Linked DNA regions of Mus musculus: region 2 is linked to region 1. Evidence: chromatin contacts called from ENCODE Hi-C or POLR2A ChIA-PET data. All regions are on one chromosome and are shown on one strand. Each heading gives the region's core, a stretch centred on a gene start or an enhancer-like site at or near the end of the contact. The rest is flanking DNA. Distances are from core to core; before and after follow the strand shown. Region 1 holds the start of Cdhr2 (cadherin-related family member 2). Region 2 holds the start of Nsd1 (nuclear receptor-binding SET-domain protein 1).

What was found. A loop is a pair of places that touch in the nucleus more often than their neighbours do. ChIA-PET counts read pairs that join two places held with the same protein, here RNA polymerase II (POLR2A).
Region 2: a loop to region 1 is called in a map of regulatory T cell, with 3 times the contacts of the local background. The contact joins the promoter of Nsd1 here to the promoter of Cdhr2 in region 1. A Hi-C loop is called at or near these places in 1 of 37 maps with a recorded cell type or tissue (regulatory T cell). POLR2A ChIA-PET finds 5 or more read pairs at or near these places in 2 of 5 experiments (Patski and embryonic stem cell).

Annotation. Positions count from the first base shown.
Region 1 is chr13:54,697,543-54,702,837 of GRCm38, reverse strand. It overlaps Cdhr2 (cadherin-related family member 2), which reads right to left and starts at 1,375. Exons shown (of 32, transcript NM_001033364.3): 1 at 1,269-1,375.
Region 2 is chr13:55,207,424-55,212,315 of GRCm38, reverse strand. Nsd1 (nuclear receptor-binding SET-domain protein 1) reads right to left here and starts at 2,534. Exons shown (of 23, transcript NM_008739.3): 1 at 2,441-2,534.

The sequences.
Region 1 (5,295 bases), core at 126-2,625:
CAGGACATCTTGGAAGGCTACAGAGGAAGGGAGCCCTCCCCTGCTAAAGGCTCAGCCACGGGCGGGCTCGCTAACCCCACAGCCACCCCACCCTGCCTCAGCCTCCACAGCTCCCTGAGCCCTTCCTTTCGCTTCTGCTTCCTTCCCACAGCTGCCTCACAGGAAGGAAGCAGCTACCTCACAGTTACTCTCCATTGCCCTAAGAAAACAGAGATCAGATCAGAGGGACAGTCAACAACAAAGATAGAAGGTCAATCACCAGCTGCAGGCAAGGCTAGACCCAGGTACCATTCTGCTGAGCCTAACAAAGGTCTCTCCTAATTCCACCAGCCCAGCCAAGTGATCCAGCTCCCCAAGATACGGACCCAGGGACCTTTAAGTTTCCAGGGATACCGGGCTTCCTGTAGCCAGAGATGGTGCCCGCCCTCCTGGCTGCTTCCTCTGAGAGACGGGTATGGATCAGGCCCCAAGTTAGGATTTTAGCATTTCACATACTGTCTGTCCAGCACTGGGCGAGCCTCCCTTGTCCTCAGCTTTGGTTTTCCTCTGAGGAATGAGGTGAGAGCAGGCTATGGCCTAGGCTGGTCAGGGGAATGTCATTATTCTCTGATATGCTACCTGGGACCAGTCAGCATGTAAGTCCTGTTTGAAGACACAAGCTGGCCTGGCTGAGTCTTTACCCTGTGACCAGGACAAGGACTAAGTTAGGGTTGGGACCAGCATCGTTAGTCCTCCCTGAGGTGACCTAGCGTTTGATCTCTGAGTCTGAGAGGGACAGCCTCCGTACCCTGCCATATCTGATTCACGAGCCCTCCAGGGGCTACTAGTACTGTGCCCACTCCACAGACGCAAAGACTGAGGCCCAAAAGCAGTCAGCAGCTCACTCAAAGTCTGCATGGAGCTGAATGAAGATCTGAGCCTGGCGGAGTGGAGCCAGCCTTTCCTCCTCAGGCTCCGGGACAGATTCAGCCATCTTCCTCATCTTCTCCTTTTAGGTAACAGATGAGGTAGCCAATTCACTTCTCAGGGACTTAGGAAGGCAAACAGGAGGTTGCCACTGCCTAGAGAGGAGATCTTACCCTACATTCTAGAAGAAACAGGCTTCACGGGTAGCTTCATCAATTCCCGCCCTCCCCATGACAAGTAGCTAACGCCACAGCTAGCTCTTCCCCTTGGTGTTCCCTCCATACTCCAGATGCCAGGAAACTGAGTCTGAAAGAACTCAAAGTTTGCCTCAATCCCAAGGACAGCCCCCCACCCAGGCTTACCCTCGGGCTAAGAGCCCCCCCAGAAGCAGCTGATCTGGACAGCCCCTGGAAGGGGCCCAGAGGCAGTGATGTACACCAGTCACAGGTGGGCGCCGTCTGGGGCCGGCAGAACACAGCGCAGACTTTGGCACCATCTCCACCTCTTCTGAGCAATCATTAACCATGCAGAGACCACACCTCCTCAGAAGGCACTGGCTGTGACCAGAGCAGGCAAAACCCTGGAGGAATAGGCAGGCCCAGTGACAGAGAAGGGGCAAATGCCCAGCCCAGGGTCTCACTGCAAGCAAGAGGTGGTGACAGTCAGAGGTCATGTCAGGACCTTCTGTCCTCTCCTGGCTCATCTTCAGTGGGGACCTGTAGAGAAAGCGGTGTGGGGAGATCTCTTGGGATGAAGAGACTTGACAGCTATCAAGCCCTTGAGCCCTCAGGCCAAGCCCCGAGGCCGGCATGAAGGGGTACCCACCCTGCAGTTCCAACAAGGCCTTTTCAGCCCTGTATTTGTCCCCTCTAAGCAGGACATCAAAGGGCAGGGCCAACACTGGGCATAGTGGCATATGTCCTTAATCCCAGCACTCAGAAGACAGAGGCAGGTGGATCCCTGTGAGTACCAGGCCTAGCTGGTCTCTATAACCAGTTTTAAACCAGACATAATAAGATGTTATCTCAAAGAAACAAAAACAAGCCAGGCAGTGGTGCCTTTGATCCCAGGACTTGGGAAGTAGAGGCAGGGAGATATCTGAGTTGAGGCCAACCTGGTCTACAGAGCTAGTCCCAGGGCAGCCAGGGCTAGACAGAGAAACCCCGTCTCAAAAAACAAATGAAAACAAAACAAACAAACAAACAAACAAACAAACAAACAAAATCAAAGGGCAGGATCACACACTGCCCCAGGGGCTCCACACACTCCCAGTGGTGGCCTCCCTCGGGGGAACAGGTCCCCAAGTTCATTTCATCTTACCTCATAGTAGGAAGGAGGCCCATGCTGCAGCTCACCAGCCGTGCGCCCCTTCCTGGCTGAGTGGCTGCTGTTCGCTCTGGAGACCGAGGCATCCCTGTGCAATCCTGGTGTGCTGCTGCGGGTTCTCAGGAAGCACCAATCTACCCAAAGAGCTCATGGTTCTGCAAGGTCCCATTGAAGGCTGGCCTCACGTCTCTGAGGAAGGAGGAGAATCTGTATTTGCTGAGCACCTAGTGTGGGCATGTATTTTTCACAACCTACTTCCATAAGGGTTCAACCTCCCCTCTAGCCCACCACCCACCAGAGGTAGTAGGAAAGTTTATTAGAATATGGGGAAGTGAGTGGGCATGTTAGCACATGCCTTTAATCCCAGCACTCGGGAGGCAGAGGCAGGTGGATTTCTGAGTTCAAGGCCAGCCTGCCTGGTCTACAGAGTGAGTTCCAGGACAGCCAGGGCTACACAGAGAAACCCTGTCTCAAAAAACAAAAAACAAACAAAAAAAAGGATATGGGGAAGTGGACCTTTTTTTGTTTTAGATTTATTTTTTTATTTTATGTATATGAATACACTGTAGCTGTCTTCAGACACACCAGAAGAGGGCATCAGATCCCATTATAGATGGTTGTGAGCCACCATGTGGTTACTGGGAATTGAACTCATGGCCTCTGGAAGAGCAGTCAATGCTCTTAACCGCTGAGCCATCTCTCCAGCCCCTGGAAGTGGGCCTGTTTAGAAACAGTTCTTTGGGATCTTCCAATCTTCTTTCTCCTTAGTTCAGTCCACGAGGAAACACCAAACCCCAATCAGCAGCTGCAGTCCAGTCCACTCAACAGACATCACACACGAATCAAAAGAAACTGGGAGTCTCACCAACGGGCTGGAGCTTGCTGAAGCTGCAAGAAGCCACAAGAAACCTCAGGAGTTCTTAGACGAGTTTCTTTCCACCACAAGCAAAGCTCACCAACACAATGTAAGGCCAACCAATACATGAAGGTCGTCAGCGAAGACTAGCGAGTGAGGTGGAACCAGTCAATGCTCGAGCTCCCAGTGTCTGTGGAGTCATATTTATCATCTTTCTAAACATCATGCGTCCTTTCATGTGTCTGCTTTAGCAGAACAGCCTTTCATCTGTGTGCCCCGGCAGAACATTATTTGACATGACTGACTTTCCAAAGAAACCAAAAGTTTCCACTTCAACCTACTGTGTGCTTTACATTGTGTCTCACGGATGCTGGATACCACCAGAATAAAGGACTCTGTTTGCAGGGTCTACCCTCCCCCACCAAGGAATGGAGCCTAAATTCATGCTCGTGTCCCTTGATGGCTAGTGACTGAGAGGAGCCCACTCTCAGAGAGAAAATGCTGCCCTCCTCATCACTCCCCCATGGGTGTCCTCTGTGCTTCTCCCTGCCCACAAAGCATTCCCCTACCCTGACCTCCATCATGGGTACCAATGTGCAAATAGCCCAGGAGCCCTTATCCAGGGAATGGTCCTCTAGTTTCTTTTAGGAAACCCAGAAACGTGGCTCCTCCACTCCATGCTGGGTATGTGGCTAAGGCCCAGCCAGTCAGACTTAGGGCCACAGCAAACAGATAGGTTTGGTTATAAGAATGAGAAGTTAGCCATGTTGGCCTGTGCTTCTAATCCCAGCAGGAAGGGACAGGCAAGAGAATGACGAGTTCAAGGTCAGCCTGGGAGACGTGGTATCTTAAAATAAAAAGAAAGGAAAAAAGAAAAGAAGAAAGAAAGAAAAAAAGGAAGAAAGAGAGGAAGGAAGAAAGAGAGGAAGGAAGGAAGACAGAGGGGGGAGAGAGAGAGAGAGAGAGAGAGAGAAACAAGAAAGACAAGCAAATCTAATAATTAAGCTCAAATAAACGGCTTCATTTGGAATGGTTGAGAGCATGGATCCTCCCCCCCCCCCCAGTGTGGAGTCTAAACTGTAAAAAAATGACAAGGGCATCACACAGCTGTTTTAATGTCATGAAGGCAAATAAGTGAGATACCCCAAGACTAGGTAAAACAGAGGCCTTTAATCCATCAATCCATTGCTCTGGAGGCAGACCCTGTCTAAAAACAAACGAATAAGAAAATAAAAACAATATCTTCTTGGTGACTTTCCTTAGCTCATGAACAACCATGTTTGAAGTCCATCTACTGTAGAATTCTTCACCTAAACCAATATGTTGCCTTTTTTCTTTGTGTATTTCATTTCTGCTCTGACTACATTCCCCTTAGCCGTTAGAGTCCCTGCTCCTTCAATACTCCACAGATGCAAGGACAGGGGTAAGAGGCCAGAACTTGACTGTGGCCTCATCATCTCCCAATTGCTAAGCCTCTATCTGAGAGACCTCCTCTTCCTGAGTCCCTTAGCCTACATGAAACTGGGAGAGAAATCATCTCCCTCACTTCTTTTATTGTTCGTTTGCTTTTCAAGACAGGGTTTGTGTAGTCCTGGCCATTCTGGATCTAGCTCTGCAGACCAGGCTGGCCTTGAACTCACAGAGATCTGCCTGCCTCTGCCTCCCAAGTGCTGGGACTAAATACAGGCACATCACTGCTCAGCATCATAGGATTCTTATGAAGACTGGAGAAACATAGCCAGGGAGATGACTCAGCGGGTAAAGGAGTCTGCCACCAAGCCTGACCATCTGAATCAACCCCTAGGACCTACTTGGAAGAAGAGAGCCCACTCTGACCTCCATATGTGAGCTGTGGCACATTCGGGCTCCCCAGATGTAACTAAAAATGTTTAAAAGACCAAAAAAACTAGGACATCACTACTGGAGTGTGGCCTGGAGGACAGCAGACACACACACACACACACACACACACACACACACACGCATGCCACACTGCTGCCACTCACTTAGGCTCCAACAGACTGAGGTGAGCTTTCCTCAGCTGTATGCTCTGTCTTGTTACTACCATTAGGCTGCCTGCTAGTCCTGAGCAGAGCCATAGCTGCTTCACACTAGGTAGATCTGGGTCCTGTGTATCTGGTCATATAGATGGACACTTTGTCAGAATAGTTTGATCCCCAAACCCTCTCAAATTTAAAGCAAATGAT
Region 2 (4,892 bases), core at 1,285-3,784, 510 kb before region 1:
CGAGGTGCGCGCGGGGCTGGGGGGGGGGGGGGGACACGGCCGGCGATGCACGGGCCGCGGCGGGAGGAAGTTCGCCGCAGCCTGGCCAGCTAGGCCCAAGGCCCGCTGGTAGTGATGGAGGAGGAGGAGGGGGAGGGCGCCGCCGCGGCTGCAGCACAGCGGGCCGCCAACCCTGCTCAGCCACCGGCCCTCCACCGAGTCCCCTCACCTCACTCACGGCCACACCACCATCTTCCCGGCCCCGCTGTCTCCTCCCTCCCTCCCTCCCTCCCTTCCCCCCCTCGCGCCCGTCGCCCACCCCTGCGCACTAGTTACCGTGCCCCGCGCCCCCTCCCGGGCCAGCTGGGGGGAGGGGGTGACCCTCATTACACCGGGGCGCGAGCGGAGCGGAGGACACCGAGAGAGGAGCCGCTCGCCTCCCCCCCTCCCCCCCCTCGTCTCTCTCCCCGGGCGAGAAGGCAGCGAACGCGACCTGCGCCCCGGCCTATTCCTCCTCCGCCGCCAACACCGCCTCCTCCTCCTCACACCCCCACCGCGCGCGCCCCCGCGGCGGCGGCGCGTGCTGAGGAGAGCGCCTCGCGCACCGGCCCGCGTGCGAGCGACCGAGGCCCCCGGGTGCGCGCGCACCCGCCCTCCTCCCTGCGCGCGCACCCCTTCCTGCGCGCGCACCCATCCCGTCCCCGTTCCCCCCCCCCCCCCGCACACACCCCCGCAGCACACACACACCCTGCGCGCGCTCCCACGCCTGCCTCACTCTTCGGGGTTCAGTGCGGGTGAAGTCGGGCGAGCGAGCGGCCGGGTCGGGCGGCCCAATCAGCGGAGCTGCTGCTGCCGCCCCCTCCCCTCCCTTCCCCCTGGGCGCTAGCTCAGGGCCCCGGGCCTACGGGTCGGCCCAGCTGCCCGGGCGGGGCCTGAGGCGGACTCCCCTGGGGGGCCTCGCGCGCCTCCCCAGAGTGTCGGGGCCTGCGGGCGTCGTGGGTGGCATGACGATCCTTTCACCTACCTCGGGGCGCCGCGCCAGCCCCTGGTTGCACACGGCTAACTGCACCCCAGTCATCCTGAACCCCAACCCCGGAGCCACCATGGTGCCTGGCTGAGGCCTGGCCCGCCGGCCTTGCTCTCAGGCCCGCGTCAGCCCCGGCCTCCATCTTAGGTTCCAGCCCGGGCTCCCCATCCACTGGGCACCTGCCCTCAGCCCCGCTGGTTTCGACCCGAGGCCGAGGCTACCCCCGTCTCGCTGTAGGGCTCACCTGGGGGGTTTGGCATGGGGGTCTTCGAGGCCCCAGGCCCCGAGCAGACGTGGCCGCAGGGGAACCCCCTTGCCCAGCCGCACCCCAAACCCACACCACCACCACCACTACAGACCAAGCTGAACAGGAAACAAAATGGAGGCAGCAGCAGCTCGGGTCTGCCTCCCCGAGCCAAGCCTCTACAGCCCTGGGACTCCCTTTCGGCCGCAGGCTCGACGCCCGCGAGGCAGGGGATTGGCTCCTCCCGGGAGCCTGGGGCAGCCGCCCTGGAGCAGCGCGTGCGGGCGGGCCGGGGACTCGGCCCTGCGGTCCCCACGGCCCCTCACCCACCACCCCTTCCCTTCCCTCTCCCTCCCCAGGCCGGGCCGTGCGGGGTGAGCGGCTCCGGGGAGCAGGGTCGGGTGACCCGCCCCGGGGTACTGGCCGCAGGACCGTGGCCTCAACCCGGGCCTGAGGCCGAGAGACCCCGCAGCCCTGAGCCCACGCCCCACACCCCGGCCTCTGGGACACAGCCTAACGGCGCGCCCGCACCTCGGCCTGTCGCCGTGCAGCCCCCGCCCAGCGAGGCCGAGCCCCCGGTCCAGACCCCGCGGGGACGAAGCTCCTCGGTCACCCTCGGGCCCAGGGGTCTTCGCTGCCCCGGGCGGGGCGAGGGGAGCTCGGGGGGAGGGGTCCACTAATCCCTGCACCGCCTCCAGCGCCTAGTGTGGGTCTGGGTCTGGGCCTGGCACGGCGGCCCCGGGGCTGCGGGCGCTGGCGGCCTTGGAGAGGTGCGGGCGCGCGGGGCCGGGGGCCGGGAGGGGCAGCGCCTCGCACCGCGGACGCTGCAGTTCTCCACACCCAGGCAGATGGCCCTCTCGAGCGCGCTTCGCCCCTGAGGCCCAGGCATCGGGACCCCTGCGCGACTGCACAGGGACGGCCGACAGGCTGGACGGGCTGGCCAAGCATGAAAGGCGCAAACCCCCGGCCTAGGAAGGCTCTGCGTTAGGAGGACGGGGTCCTGCTGGCGCGCACTTAGCACCAGGACCCCGCCGCCCTGACCTCGTAGGGCTGTAGCGCGTCCATTCCTCAAAGACAGTGGAAGGTCAGGGACTGGACCAGGCCTGGTCCAGCCACTCCAGTCCCCTGAGGCACTTCTCCCTTCCCGGACCCTGCTGCTTCCTGGGTTTGCTTCACCGCAAGAAGCTCACCTCAGGCATGACTTGGTCCCTAGAGCGTTAAGCGCATCCTTGTTGTTGAGAGAAAGCCATATTGGACGGCCCCGAGAATTCCCGCCTCTTCCAGAAAGCCTTCGGTGATTTGGAGTTCATTTTAAAGCCGAGGGCGCCGCCCTCGATGGCCACGTGACCACCATTCCTCCAGAGGCTTAGTAAATGTGCATAGTTATTGCCCCAGTAGAGTGTTTACCGAGGGCCCTCTGGTAACTAGACCCCCACCTGGGAGAACAGGCACTTTTGGCGTTCCCCTGCCAAGTATCTGTACCGGTTGGGGATCTGCAATGGTTGGGCCAAACTCCATCCTTCCCTGCCCTTCACCTCGTGACTGTGTCCAGCAAGCAGCGGCTTAGGATGCTTCCAGCTGCTTGCTGTCCAAGACCCACAGTCCATTAAAGGAGGCTCAGAGCTAAGCCTTCAGCATACCATCAGTAATGCTGGAGCCCTGGCCCTGCCAAGAGGGCAAGTGGGTTTCCTGAGAGAAGGTGCCCGGCGGAAGCAAGAGTGAAGAGGCTACTGTGACCTCAGGTCCCTCGGGTTAGTTTAAAGGAGTTTCCAGATGCAAAGTTGACTGGCATCTTTCCCTGCGCTAAAACTAGCCGGAAAAAAACTGGGGCCCTCTCCCATGGAGACCCGGTCTTTTGTTCTACGAAGGAATAACTCCTGCTAACACCTTCGGGCAATTCAATAGGAAAGCTCTCACTGGATCCTTTTTCACAAGTAATCATTTGAGCCTGTCATTTCTAACTGGCAGTTACCCCAATGCTAATCACTCCACAGCCCTTCCCAGTGCCTAGCCATTTTGAGGTACTTGGAACTGCCACTGGAGGGCCTTGAAGAAGTTATCTTTCAGTCCCAAACCTCTGTTTCCTCATCTGTGGCCTCCAAGACACAGGCATCTGGGAGGATCCTGAAACAGGCTAACACTCTGTCCTTAACAATTACAGACATATTTGACAAATACTGAAATGTAACTCATTGCTTCCTTCAGCAACCGTTTCCTGCAGTCTAGGCAATGCACCAGGCTCTGGGGAAGCAAAATGGGAGCTAGTGTGCCAGGCAACCTGTGGCCTCAGGGAAAAAAGGGTACCGAGAGAGACTAGCTGATGTAAGCACATTACTGCTCTGCAGGACCCTCTCCTTAACCTCCTACCTCCCCCTCACCCCCATTCAGGATGACCTAGTTACTGACAGAAACAAGACTGAGACCCCAGGGAAATATCAGACTTCCCTAGGTAACCCCTGGGGGTCCTCCCTTCCTCCTACTATAAAACTGTCTACCACAGTGACACAACCAGAGTGCTTATGGAGCTGAGCTTCTATATTCAGAAGGATACTGAATCCTCAAGTGAGACGGGGCTGCTTTCCTGTAGGATTGGGTTCTGGGGTGTAGACCTAGCTCTTCTCTACTGATTATAACTCAAGAATCTCTTCTGGGCCTGCACACCTCACCTGCAGACATATGAGAACAAATCCTTGTTGAGCGGGTATCATGCATTAGACACCACTGAGCGCTTGACACACGTCTGTTCCTTTAACCCTTTACTAGTCTGCAAAGAATTAAGGACTAGGTCAAGCCCTTTGTGCACATTCTCAGGACTATTACTTTCACAGGTGGGGTGGGCAACATCCTTGTGTGAGCCGACACACCCAACAGATGCCATGAAATGCTGGGCCTGTCAGACACACAGGTGTGTGGGGATGTAACTGTCAGGCAAAGACCTCAGCCCCCATTTCTTCCTCTATAATCTATGGATCTTTTATCAGGTACCCTGATGCAAGGTACCTGCACGGATTCTTGGCCATAGAGCAGCCTCTTTCAGAACTGTTCCCTTCTGATTTGTTAGCTCAGCAAATACTTGTTGAGGATGCTAAGAGCCTTGGGGGGTGAGGTGGGGGCAGACGTGCTAGGAGAACACCCAGAAGATCTAGAAAGGACAGATTCTGAAGAATATAAAGGAGTCGTCAGGGAGGGAGGACACAGGTAGCAATTCCAGCAGAAGAGCCCAGAGAAACACCAGACTGGAGGAGCCGACCACAGTTGAGCATGACCATGATCTAGAACATGGGACCCAAGGCTGGGAGTACAAGAAGAGGCTGAAATGAAGACAGGAAAACTCACAGAGGCCTGATCATGCAGGGCCTTGGAAGGAAGGAACTAGGGTGCCGTGGAAGGATGATGATGGGATTTTGCCTTTACAGTAAAAACAGCCTGCTATTCTCTGAAAGCACTAGAAACACATGCCAAGCCCAGAAAGGACCCTGCCTCTGGTACAGGCCATGACTGTTGTATTCCACAAACAGTAGTAGCTTATCCTCATCCAAGACACTGTTGGGATGGACACTCTTCTTTCCATCTTGCAGACATGAAGAGCACAAAGACAAACTTCCCTCCCCTGCCCAGTTCATACTCTTTGTTCTCAGTCCG